Linked DNA regions of Homo sapiens: region 2 is linked to region 1. The links are chromatin contacts, found by Hi-C or POLR2A ChIA-PET in ENCODE. All regions are on one chromosome and are shown on one strand. Each heading gives the region's core, a stretch centred on a gene start or an enhancer-like site at or near the end of the contact. The rest is flanking DNA. Distances are from core to core; before and after follow the strand shown. Region 1 has its middle 39 kb from the start of GJB6. Region 2 overlaps CRYL1 (crystallin lambda 1).

The links. Hi-C counts contacts between places; a loop is a spot of excess contacts on that map. ChIA-PET counts read pairs that join two places held with the same protein, here RNA polymerase II (POLR2A). Pooled maps may share reads with other maps.
Region 2: a map of mammary epithelial cell shows a loop between it and region 1 (6-fold over the local background). The contact joins two enhancer-like sites. A Hi-C loop is called at or near these places in 1 of 168 maps with a recorded cell type or tissue (mammary epithelial cell), 15 of 37 single-sample maps with no recorded cell type and 7 of 50 pooled maps. POLR2A ChIA-PET finds 5 or more read pairs at or near these places in 1 of 52 experiments (Caco-2).

What each region holds. Positions count from the first base shown.
Region 1 is chr13:20,268,780-20,274,217 of GRCh38, forward strand. No RefSeq gene overlaps it. Among named protein-coding and RNA genes, the nearest start is that of GJB6, 39 kb to the left of the region's middle. RefSeq lists an enhancer at 4,599-4,768. Within about 2 kb of position 1,897, at least 2 of the 41 ENCODE cell types and tissues checked have a DNase peak (open chromatin) inside an H3K27ac peak, as active enhancers do; they include mammary epithelial cell, where a contact is called at or near this core.
Region 2 is chr13:20,415,435-20,421,745 of GRCh38, forward strand. The region is part of intron 5 of CRYL1 (crystallin lambda 1); the gene reads right to left. Among named protein-coding and RNA genes, the nearest start is that of MIR4499, 15 kb to the right of the region's middle. RefSeq lists enhancers at 1-425, 426-1,007, 3,593-4,792. Within about 2 kb of position 4,582, at least 17 of the 41 ENCODE cell types and tissues checked have a DNase peak (open chromatin) inside an H3K27ac peak, as active enhancers do; they include mammary epithelial cell, where a contact is called at or near this core.

The DNA.
Region 1 (5,438 bases), core at 647-3,146:
TGGGAAACACCTCCGGACCACCCTACATTATTATTAGTCTTCACTTTGTGGTGGGTAAAGATAAAATAAAAGTAGCTACCGTTTATTGAATGTTTACCATGTGTGGATGAAAACCATGTTAATCATTGTCTTCTTTAATCCTCACAGCAACCTAATGAAGTAGGTACTATAATTTTGCAGATAGCCACATTGAGGGTGAGTGAGGTTAAACAACTTGCTCATATGACTCAAAAGTTTGGAAGCCATTTTCAAATCAGATGTGGACAAAGTGTGCCTTTTTAACCATTGTATTATTCAGTCTTCCTATGAAGACACGCCTCTATTTGGGGCATTTACTTCCTATATAACTTGATGAAAAAAAACCCAGCATTTTCATTGCTTGCCTATAAAAACTCTAAAGGTGTTTCTGTGGGAGGGTGTGTTATTCCACTCAGCTATTGATAAATATAGTCCTGTCTTAATGTTTAATGTGGATCTTTTTTCTGTTTCATGCTTTTCTGAATTTTTGAGTGACCATGTCACTCAGAAAAGCTTTGAATCAGCAACATTTCCAGTGGACTGTAGGGAAAGCCTGTTGTTTTGGTGGAAAGTAGAGAGTCACAGATCCCCAACCTTCATCTGAGCCGTGGTTCTGCATCAGTACAGACAGGAAACCAACTATTAGGAGCCACTACATGAAATAGTATTTCCTCAGGTGAGCAAAAAATTCTTTTGCTTTTGTAGATTGGCCCTGTCTATACGTGGTAGCCACTAGTCACATGTGGCTTTTGACGTTTGCATTTTAATTAATTAAAGTGAAACACAATTTAAAGTTCAGTCACCCCTGCCACACTATAAGTGCCCAGTATTCAATACAACTGCCCAGTGGCTGCCATGCTGGGCGGCGCAAACGTAGAGCACTTCTGTCCTGGCTGAAAATTCTACTAGACAGAGCCATCCAGGAATTTGGACTAGCAAGCACCAAGTTCACAGTTAGAGAACACAGTTGCAGGCCAGGCGCGGTGGCTCACGCCTGTAATCCCAGCACTTTGGGAGGCCAAGGCGGATGGATCACGAAATCAGGAGTTTGAGACCAGCCTGGCCAGCACGGTGAAACCCCATCTCTACTAAAAATACAAAAAATTAGCCAGGCATGGTGGTGCTCACCTGTAATCCCAGCTACTCGGGAGGCTGAGGCAGAAGAATCACTTGAACCCAGGAGGCGGAGGTTGCAGTGAGCTGAGATTGCGTCACTGCACTCCAGCCTGGGCAATAGAGCAAGACTCTGTCTCAAAAAAAAAAAAAAAAAAAAAAAAAAGGAAAGAAAAAGAAAAAAGAGAAGACAGCTGCTTTACAAAGCAAGAGGGCTTCAAGAATCTGGAAACCAAAGGAGCAATGTCCTTTGAGTTTCTACAAATTTGGGCCACACTGATTGGGCCTTTCCACAGCCAATTCCATTTGCCTTCATTATGGAAAGTAAACAGTTTAACTTCCTACTGACATGCTCTGCAGTGCAGACAGTAAACAGTAGCTCACCGCTGCTTCTGCCAGCTGCTCTCGGGTGTTCTACTTGGGTGGGGAACAGCAGCACTGGCACTGGCACTGGCCCCGGTGGCCCCACAGAGCATGGCTCCATCAGGCTGGGTGCTACAGAGGGATGCCAAGAACATTTGGGCATTGAATGCCTCTCTCTCTCTCTCTCTCTGAAATGAAAACCCTCATCAATTCAACAATAGTTTCTCTAATAGAACATATAGTGATTTGTTTCATCTCAACTGTTCCCATACAATAATAGAAAGGAGGGAGTCTGTGCCTGAGAGTGCCTGCAAACCCCAGGGCACACCAGCCCCGTGGAGCCATAACAGTTGCTCACAGAGACAGCCCCTCACAGCAGCCCCCGGCACAGTGACTCGTGTAATGAAAGCTGGAAAATTGCCCAGGAAAACCTGAAGATGCATTCCTGAAGCTCCCACACTCCAACGCACGCACACACAGACTTCTCTCCTGGCTTTAGGAACATGAATTTACCTTGAATCTTTAAACTTAATTGAAAATCTTGCAAAATAACGAGCTTTCCTTTGAATCTTCATGGCACTTTGTAATAAAATGTCTAAAAGGGGGCCATTCCATGAAATCATTTAATTGGCATTAATAGTACACTATTACTTCATATAAAATCATAATCATATAAATGTACTTATATAACTCCATGTAAATTAATTTATATAAATGCAAATCAGATATGGTCTTTTTTCAGAGTATAGAATTGAATAGAAAGTTAAGATGTATAAAATAACTGTAGCACAGAGTGATAGTCATTAATCACCATAACAGGAGGATGAGGGTTCAGTTTTTAAATTTATTCTCTAAACTGTATTTAATAAATTTTATTAACTTATTTAGGAGGGTCAGTTTTTTTAATTGCTTCATTTTGTGAGTTGTATAAACAACTGATTACATTTTATAGTTCAAATGCAGATTACAGCTTTTCTCTGGGTCTGGTGTTTATGCTAAAGAAAACATATCCTAGAAGAAACACAGAAGAGTGACCAGGTTTGGACATGAAGAAAGCCTTGGCTTGTGAAACGTGGCAAGAGGTTTCAAGTCATCAAGCCTGGTCTCTCCCACTTTACTGGAGTCAGGGCCCAAGTACCCTCTGTCTGCTCCCATGTGCATGGGACCCGGAGCCCCAAAGATGCTGGAGAGGCCCTGACTCAAATCCCAAATGTTGCACAGGCAGGCCATGTGGAGGTCTGTCAGCAGAGTAGGACAGGACTGACAGCATCTTTTGGTCCTTGCATTCTTGGGATGGATGCATTTCTCCTCTCTAGCTTAGTGATGAATGAACTTCAGAGGCAGTGGGGCGGAGACAGAGACTCAGCTGTCAGACCCAACCTGTGGTGGATGGTGGGTGAGTGGACGGGCTGGACAGAGGGTATTAGGGGGAAGGCACTGAATTCCCACTGTGACCCCTCGCCCTGGATCAGATCTTTTAAAGACTATCCATCCAATATTCATTCCATCCTAAAGCCAGACTGAAAAAATAAGGCTGGTGCCTTATTTTTAGGCAGCTAAAGATATCAACTCTTCTGAATGACTGCACTAAGAATCACAATGAGGGCTTCCTTCCCAACTCACCCACGGGAACTTCCTGAGCTTGGCAAACTCCCCTTGCACCTGGAACAGCAGCTTCCAGAAGAGAGCCAGAAAAAGGTGGTTCTATTTACCTGTAAACCTTGGGCAGCAATGGCATGCTCTTATATCAGAATTGGCTCCCATCTCTGTGCTGGAGATGGCAGGCTTCCCATTAGCCACCATGCCCTTCTTCCTTAGTGACAGAACCCTGATTTTAGCCTGGACAATTGCCACCTTGAATAAAAAATGAGTTTTCCTAGCCTTCCTTGCCACTGGGTGTAGTGGCTAAATTCTGGCCAAAAGGATGAAAGGAACGTGTTGAGTGGGGCTTCCTGGAAGGCCCCTCAAAGAGGGCTGATTCAGCTGGGAGGTTATAGCCTTTTGTCTCTTTCCTTCTTCCTTTGTACTGCTGCTTGAAACATGGATGTGATGGCTGGTGCACAGCAACCATCTTAAATCATGAGGGGACCTTGAGAAGAGAGGCCACGTGCTGGGATGGTCCAGCAGAAAACAGGTGGCTGCCTACAGAGCTACAAGAGGATGACAAAGTACCTTCCCCCAAACTTCCTTTAAGTGAGAAAAAAGTGTTATTTGGGGATTTTCTGTTACATGCAGCTGAAATGAATGCATTCAGGCTCTGAGGCCAACTCATCAGACCTCTGTTAAATTTGTATATTCCATTTCCTGAACGTATCCCTCATCTCCCTTCACTCCCAGAACTCCACTGGTCTCCTTCTCCACTCCTTCGTTTTCTCCCAGTCCCATGGCCCCACTAACCTCCTTTTCTTCCCACATCCCAGCTCCTGCAGGCTGCGTTTTTCGTTTGTTTGTTTTTTGAGTCTCGCTCTGTCGCCCAGGCCAAGTGCAGTGGCTCACTGTGGTGGCTGCGTTTTGACAGATCTCTCTGACCAGCACTGGCCCCTCCTCCACCCCACTGTTCTCCTTGTTGCCCCTCCCCTTACAAACTTTTGCCCAGGGTCGATTTAGCCATCTCTCATTTCTCATTCCACCCACAGGCTGCTGAGGACCACAGGAGAAAACTTCCAGAAGACCTTCAGGTCTCCATATTCGTGCTCTTCCCGTGCGCCCCGTTGGCTCCCCGCTCCAGCCTTTCCCGGGACCTCCCGCATCCAGCGGTTGTTGGGCTGCCTCCCACCCAGCCGGGCCTGCTGAAGGAGGGGCCTCTCCTCAGCCACTCTGCCAGCTTTTCCCTCCAGCTGTCTTCTCCTCTGTTGGAACCCCCCTTAACCCCATATCCATCTCCTGTGGTCACCCCGCCTCTTTTCTCTCAGGGTCTTGCTTCTGGAAAGCCTTTGCATTCATTTTCTTCTTGCTTCTCACTTAACTCTTTGACGCATTGCAATCTGACATCCACCCCATAGCTCTAGGGAGCCGCTCCGCCTGAATGCTAAAGGCAGTGGATACTCTTGCCGCCCTCAATTTTTCACCGATCTCTGGCATTTGACTTGGTTGGTCATTTCCTTTGCAGAGAGCATTCCTCTCGGCTTGGATGATAGCACTGTCCCAGCACCAGTCCCTCCTCCTAGAGTACCTTCGCCCCTTTCTCCAGGCTGACTCCTCCTTTGCAAGCCCTATCCTGCAACCCTGATTGTCGCTGAGCTAGGGTCGCCCTATGATGGACCTGTGGGTGTGGAGGTCCTGTGGGTGTGGAGCCCACACACACACAGCTCCCAAGCTCTGACTCCAGCAGTCTCCTCACCCCAGCCAGTCTTCTCTCTGTTATTCCCAATCTGCACAGCCCTACCCAGCCCACAGATGTTCATGGCCCACTGCCACCCCTCCACCCTAACCTGTGCCATGGTTTTTTCCCCTTATTGTTTAAGGGAAGAACAGATTTGTAAGTATCCCAAAAAGGCTTATTTCCTAAAGGACAAAGGTTTATTTTTTTGTTTCACAGAGGTGGAATTTTCAAAAGATAACGTTTACAATAGTTTACAAAATATCAAATAGTCAATTCTCAGTAGTTGTAATAGTTATTTCTATAAAATTGCCACACACTCTGAAAGAGCTAATACTGAACCACTGCTTCTAGGAGAAATACAAGTTTAGATTGCTGCAAGCCTGTGGTCACAACATTTTCATCAATAGATAGATATATAAACTTGTGTTATGTGTGTTTCTGTTTGAAGACACCCAATCTAATATCTATTGTTGATTCATTAAGATTGTATTCACGGCCATTGGCACTGTAGCTTGTGCCTGAAGGAAGTTTCTCTAACACGCGTGTTTGCTCTGTAAGGCACATCTCAGCCCTCTTGATGCCCAATATAACCCAATACCATCCCAATCGATTTTTTTAAATG
Region 2 (6,311 bases), core at 3,332-5,831, 150 kb after region 1:
GGACACCGCCCTGCGTCTGCAGAGAGCGCGGCGGTGAAGCGGGAGCAGGCGGCCTGGCCCAGGAGCCAGGACGGCCACAGCCACGCCACCACCGGCGAGGGCGAGGGCCAGGGCCACTCACTGTGACCCGCGACTCCCTTTTAGAGAGCCACTTTGCGTTTCGTTTTGTTTGCGCACACGGGACACAAGCATATCGAGGCTGAACAAGCCACAGTCCACGTTTCCAGGAGAATTACAAAGCAAACGCTTGGCCTCGCCTGCCGCAGACTCCGCCCGCTTCTAGAGGCCCGCACCCTGACTCCTGCAATTGCGGCTTTCCCGCTTTTCAGACTGGCCGCCCGTGTTCACATTCCTCAGCTGCAGCGTTTGCTGCTGGCCCATTTCTAATCTTCCTGTAAGTGGAATCACTGAGCGCGCGTTCTTTCGTGACTTGTCTCTCACCATCCTGTTTCTCAGATTCACCTGCGTCATGTGTCCATCTCCTTGATGCAGAGATATGAGTTTAGTCATCCACCCTGCGGCCATGAGCCTTTGGCTAGTCTGGGGCTCCTGTGAGCAGGGCAGCCAGGGTCACGCGCACAGGGCCCGGGCCGCGGCTGGGGCCCAGAGCATCCTTCTCCCCGTCACTGCGGCGCCCCGGCCTCCAGAATTGTGTAGAAGAGGTCCCGTCGCGCCTCAGCCTCGCCACGCTTGGTGTCCTCACCCTTGCAAAGTTTCGCTAATCTGGTAGGGTGAAATGGTATCTCACCAGGTTTCCTTCGAGTTCTAAATCACCCTACCACATGTTCACTGACTGCTAAGGAGAGTGAATCAGTCTGTGCAAGTCACTGCAATGCTGAGGAGGGTCGCCTCCTTTCACTCCCAATAGCGAAGCTGTAACGGGTCGGGGCATCACGGGGGCTGGGGGATATCTACCTAAGGCCCACAGAAACTCCCGGAACCGTCAAGAATCCCGTGTGGAACACAGGCATTGTCGCCTCCTCTCCCTGGCAGGAGGTCTGGAGGCAGGAAGGGTGGCTCCCTGCCCTCTCTCCAGGCTGCTGGAAGGCCTGGGCTGTGGCCCCTCGCACCCCCGTGGGCTCTGGAATGCTGTGAAAGGCAGCCAGGCGGCCTGCAGTCGCTCCCTCACCCTTGCTTTCCAGGCCAACATTCCAAACAGCCCCAAGTTTTCATTTTAGTATTCAAACTGGGAAGTATGCAAACATGGAAGCCACCCTATACTTGCAGTGTTATTTGGCTTGGCTCTTTTAGAATCGTATTTAGTATTTTTAGAGCTGATTTTTAAAAAATCATTTTTAGGATTGCAAAATAGAAAAAAGGTGAGCCACTCAAGAGTAGGTCCTTTTTGGTTTGTATCATCTGAGCTAACAGCCCCTAACTAACGCCTGAGAAGGGTTCTCCATGCTGCCCCATGACCTGGGAGGAACCACATTCCCTCCAACTCCCATGTTCTCAGTTCTGCCTGATTTCATCTAGAGGAGGGCTGTGGGTCTTCCATCAGTCACTATTCACCAGTAGAACAAGTTAGAAAGGGAAAAACGTTTTGATACTTTCCCTTCCTCACTGCTTCTTTCTGCCCATTTGAATTTCTGAAATGGATTTCTCAAAGCTTGAGTTTTTACCAAGAAGCTAAATATAGAGAAAGAAAAGGACCACAAGGCATTCAGTTGAGAAGCTCCACAACTAGGATATCATGTCCCCAAGGCAAACGTTTGAGTTTCTCCCTGCTGCACTTGGTGCTGAACTAAAGCTTTTCCATTTAGGATGTTTTGAAGCTCAGGTTGCTTAATTTTGCCACTGAGCTTAATTCCACCCAAAGCCTTGTGACATCTGTGGCCTAATATTATCATAACAATGACAAATAATCATTTGTCATTGATAAATAATCGCAGCAGCATGACAGGCAGAAACAAGTGCTTGTGTTGAAACAGGGAACTGACAAGCGATTCCTTATAATAGGTGACGGGCAACACAGCTGTGCGGAGATGGGAACCCTACCTGAGTCCAGCCCTTCTGTGGTTCTGTTAACATTGATCAGTTTAGCAATCAGTACTTACTCCATTTTAAGGTAAAATTCTCAAGTCACACATACAAAGAAAAGATTATTTAAAAATCATACAAAGCAATGAATACTACAATCACTGTTAGTTCAAAACATGGTTTCGCGTCCTGAAAATCATTGGGCAAAGAGATCCCAGACAGTGTTAAGGAACCCCTTTTATTGAAAAACTCCTTGCTTCTGCTTCCTTAGTTAAAACCTGAGATTTTTCCACAGTGGAGTAACACATGCATAGCTGGGGCACATATTTTGCACCTGATTTGGTAGGAGAAAATGCCCAGGCTGAGAGGAGCCACAAGACATCCGTGAAGTAGGAGAAAATGCAAGATAGTTAATAACGTACCCAACTGCTATGAAACAAATGTTAAGTCGAATGAAAGGTTTAGGGATGTATCACTCAGGGTTCTACCAGACAAAGCCAGTAAGATTCACACACATACACACATACATCAAGAGATTTATTTCAAGGAATTGGCTCATGTGACTGTGGGCCTGGCAAGTCAGAAAGCCATGGACAGGCCATCAGGAGGGCAGGCCGGCAACTCCAGGCAGGAACTACCCCACAGTCTGCAGGTGGAATTTCTCCTTCCTCAGGGAGATCTCAGTTCTGCTTGCAAGGCCTTTCAATGGACTGGATTTAGCCCACCCAGACTATGGAGAATAATCTCATTTACTTAAAGTCAACTATGTACCAAATACCTTCCCAGCAACATCTAGACTGAGTTTGACTGAGTGACTGGACGCTCTAGCCTGGCCGAGCTGACCCTCTCAGGGGACAGATACCCTCAGGGATCTTGGATCAAGCACTTCTGTTTGTTTGTGGGGTGGGGATGGGGAGAAGAGGAAGCAAGACACATCTAACAATTAACAATAGCAAAGGGTTAACAGATGCTGTGGTACTTACTCTGGTCCTTCGGACAGTCCCAGAAGAAGAGGAAGGCAGGAGAGAAACTTGTGTGGTGGAGGCACACGATATTTGATGGATAAATCCTCCTCCGTGACTATCTCCTCTACTGATCACCAGCTACACCGAACCATCTTTCCTTCTCTATAATCATCCCATTCCTAGATTTAATTTTCTGATTCATGTATTTTTTGCATGGCCTCATTTTCATTTGCTTTTCTCATTTTTCTTCATACCATTCTTCCTCATCCACTTCTTTTTTACTAATTCCCAGCTTTTGATCTTCTATTTTGTTTTGCTCTACTTTTCCCCCAAACTTGGTCCTGAATTTTCACATTTTTCTTGTGCAAACACTACAATAACTTTACTACTACTATCACCAGCAGGAACACAGACTTGCTACCCAGGAATTTGGATGAGGTTCTATTCAAGTTCTTCCACTCCTCAGCTAGAGTTTGGGCATAAGTCCACTGTCAACTGAGAAACAGGAGAAAAATTAAGAGTCAGGAGTCACAAAAGGTTTTATCTTAGGTGAGTGTCAAATAAAGAAACGCAACAGCGAGAAGTAGAGTACTCTGCCACCTTCAGCCCTACGAGGGCGACATGAAGAAAGCACTGGGCTTGTGTGGATCACCCCAGGGCAGCGGCCAAGAAGAAAGGATTACACCAGCACGTCCATCTCAATCTCTAGTGAAAGAAAGGATGGAACAAAGTTAAATCTCGGTGATTTTCTCATCTCCAGAGATGTTCAAGGACAGACCCAGACAAGAACAGTCACTTGCACAGAAGTAACTCGAGCATGAGCTAGGGTACTAGACTATCCCTCTGAGAAACATCCAGCCCTAGGGTCCTTGCAAATGCTACAGGGAGTAACAGAGTTAGAGATTAAGTTTATTATTATTATTATTATTTTGAAATGGAGTTTTGCTCTTGTTGTCCAGGCTGGAGTGCAATGGCAGGATCTCGGCTCACTGCAACCTCTGCCTCCCAGGTTCAAGCGATTCTCCTGCTTCGGCCTCCAAATAGCTGGGATTACAGGCATGCGTCACCACGCCCAGCTAATTTTGTATTTTTAGTAGAGACACAGTTTCTCCATGTTGGTCAGGCTGGTCTCAAACTCCTGACCTCAAGTGATCCACCCGCCTCAGCCTCCCAAAGTGCTGGGATTACAGGTGTGAGCCACCACATCTGGATAATTTTGTATTTTTAGTAGCGATGGGGTTTCTCCATGTTGGTCAGACTGGTCTCAAACTCCTGACCTCAAGTGATCCACCCAGAGTGCTGAGATTACAGGTGTGAGCCACCACATCCGGCCTAGATTAAGTTTATATTGAGAACTACCACAATGATTCATGAGTCTCTCATGAGAAACTAGTTGGAATTATGAGTTTGTTCCCTCCACTTATACATACTGTACCCACATGTTTTCGTTTTCTATACTCTTCACCACATGTTGCTTCCCCCACATGCAACAGGAAACTGGCTCCACGGCAAGGGTGAAAAAGATCTGACCCAGTGGTTCCCACCCACGCCACCTTCCAGGGAGAAGGTGAGGCCAAGATGAGACTTTAATAAGTCGAAAATAAAAGACTGCTAAGTGCTGCCCCACAATTACTCACAGGCTTGTGGTCAGGTTTGTGAGCTGCTTGGCCTGTTGCCGGCACTTACAAGCTTTCTTGGAAGCAAGACACAGACATTCCTGCGGAATGACTTGAGCAAATTTTGCTAACGCTACAAGGGTTGATTGAACACCACCACATTGAACTGATGCAAGAGGACACTGAATCACACCCATAAAACACCCGTCCTGTCAAGAGTCTTCCAAGAGGACGCGCAGGAGTCAGCGCTCCGGGGAAAGAAGATGAGAAACACCAGGTGGACCACCCTGGCCAGGCTGCTGGGAACAAGCCTACGTGCACAGCTGCCGGAGGAGAGGCGGGTCTCCCCTCTGGGAGGCATCTCAGCTACATCTATCAAGTTATAAAAATGTTACTCTCCCGCAGGCTGAGCCCACTCCCAGAATTATTCCAGAAAAGACTCCAGAAGAAGAAACCATATGTGCATAGAGGCTCACTGAGGCCTGACCTTAAAACATCCCGCAGTAAGGGAAAGATTGGATTTAAAAGAAAAAAAAAAAAGACCAGCTAAATGAAATATCATAAAGCCATTAAGAATGAATAAAAACTTGAGTAGCATGTTCATAATAGAGACTAGACAGGAACAAAGGAAAATGAAAGCAATTGACTTAGGGTAGAGCAAACACAGGTGGAGTTTTTCCCTTTGACTTTTCTTTAAAATAGAGGTTGTGTGTGTGTGTGTGTGTGTGTGTGTGTGTGTGTGTGTGTGTGTGTGTTTTGAGACAGAGTCTCACTCTGTCGCCCAGGCTGGAGTGCAGTGGCGTGATCGCAACTCACTGCGACCTCCGCCTCCTGGGTTCAAGCGATTCTCCTGCCTCAGCCTCCCAAATAGCTGGGACTACAGGCCCGCCACCACGCCTGGCTAATTTTTTGTATTTTTAGTAGAAACAGGATTTCATTGTGTTAGCCAGGATGGTCTCGATCTCCTGACCTCATGATCCGTCCGCCTTGGCCTCCCAAAATCCTGGGATTACAGGCGTGAGCCACTGCGCCCAGCCTAAAATAGAGCTTTTAAATAGAAACAAACAAACAAAAAAAAAAATGGAAAGGAAAGAGAGGAAAGACTTTGCCCTAATAAAAGGGACATTCCAGAGTACTTCAGGCCCCAGTGCTAATTCCCTGGTGCACTTTTTCTTAGAACACTGTGTGTATAATGATGCTTTTAGGGGGAAAAACAACAGTATTATAGAGTTTGAAAGAAAGGGAAAGCCTCGACTTTTACAACAAATACAACAGCAAAAAGAATCCATCATTGTGTATGAATGTGAATACATTCACTTCCATTCTATGAGGGTAGTGATACTTTAATTGAGGGGTCCTCTGGGAATACAGTTTACTACAATAAGTTTTGAACCAAAGAGTGTAAGCCCTGACTCCAAAAACAGCCATGGAGCACAAGCCCCATATCTGCCTACTCCCCACATCTTTACCCAGAGATGCTTCCTGCCTTGATGGCCCATAGGGCTCCAGTGGCCTCTCACCTGGCTTCTACCTGCAGCTGATGGAAGGCACAAAGGCTGGCTCCCACAAGGGAAGAGGGATGCAGTGTCATTTGTCACCTCCCACCTCTCTTCTCTTTGCCTTTTCTCTTGGGGGCTCCTTACCCCCATCCTCTACTTCTGGGGACCCTTACCCCTGGCCTGTTAACTTCCCAACTTCAAACTGAGGGAGCTGAAATCCATCATTTATATTCACTGCTCAAGCACCTATT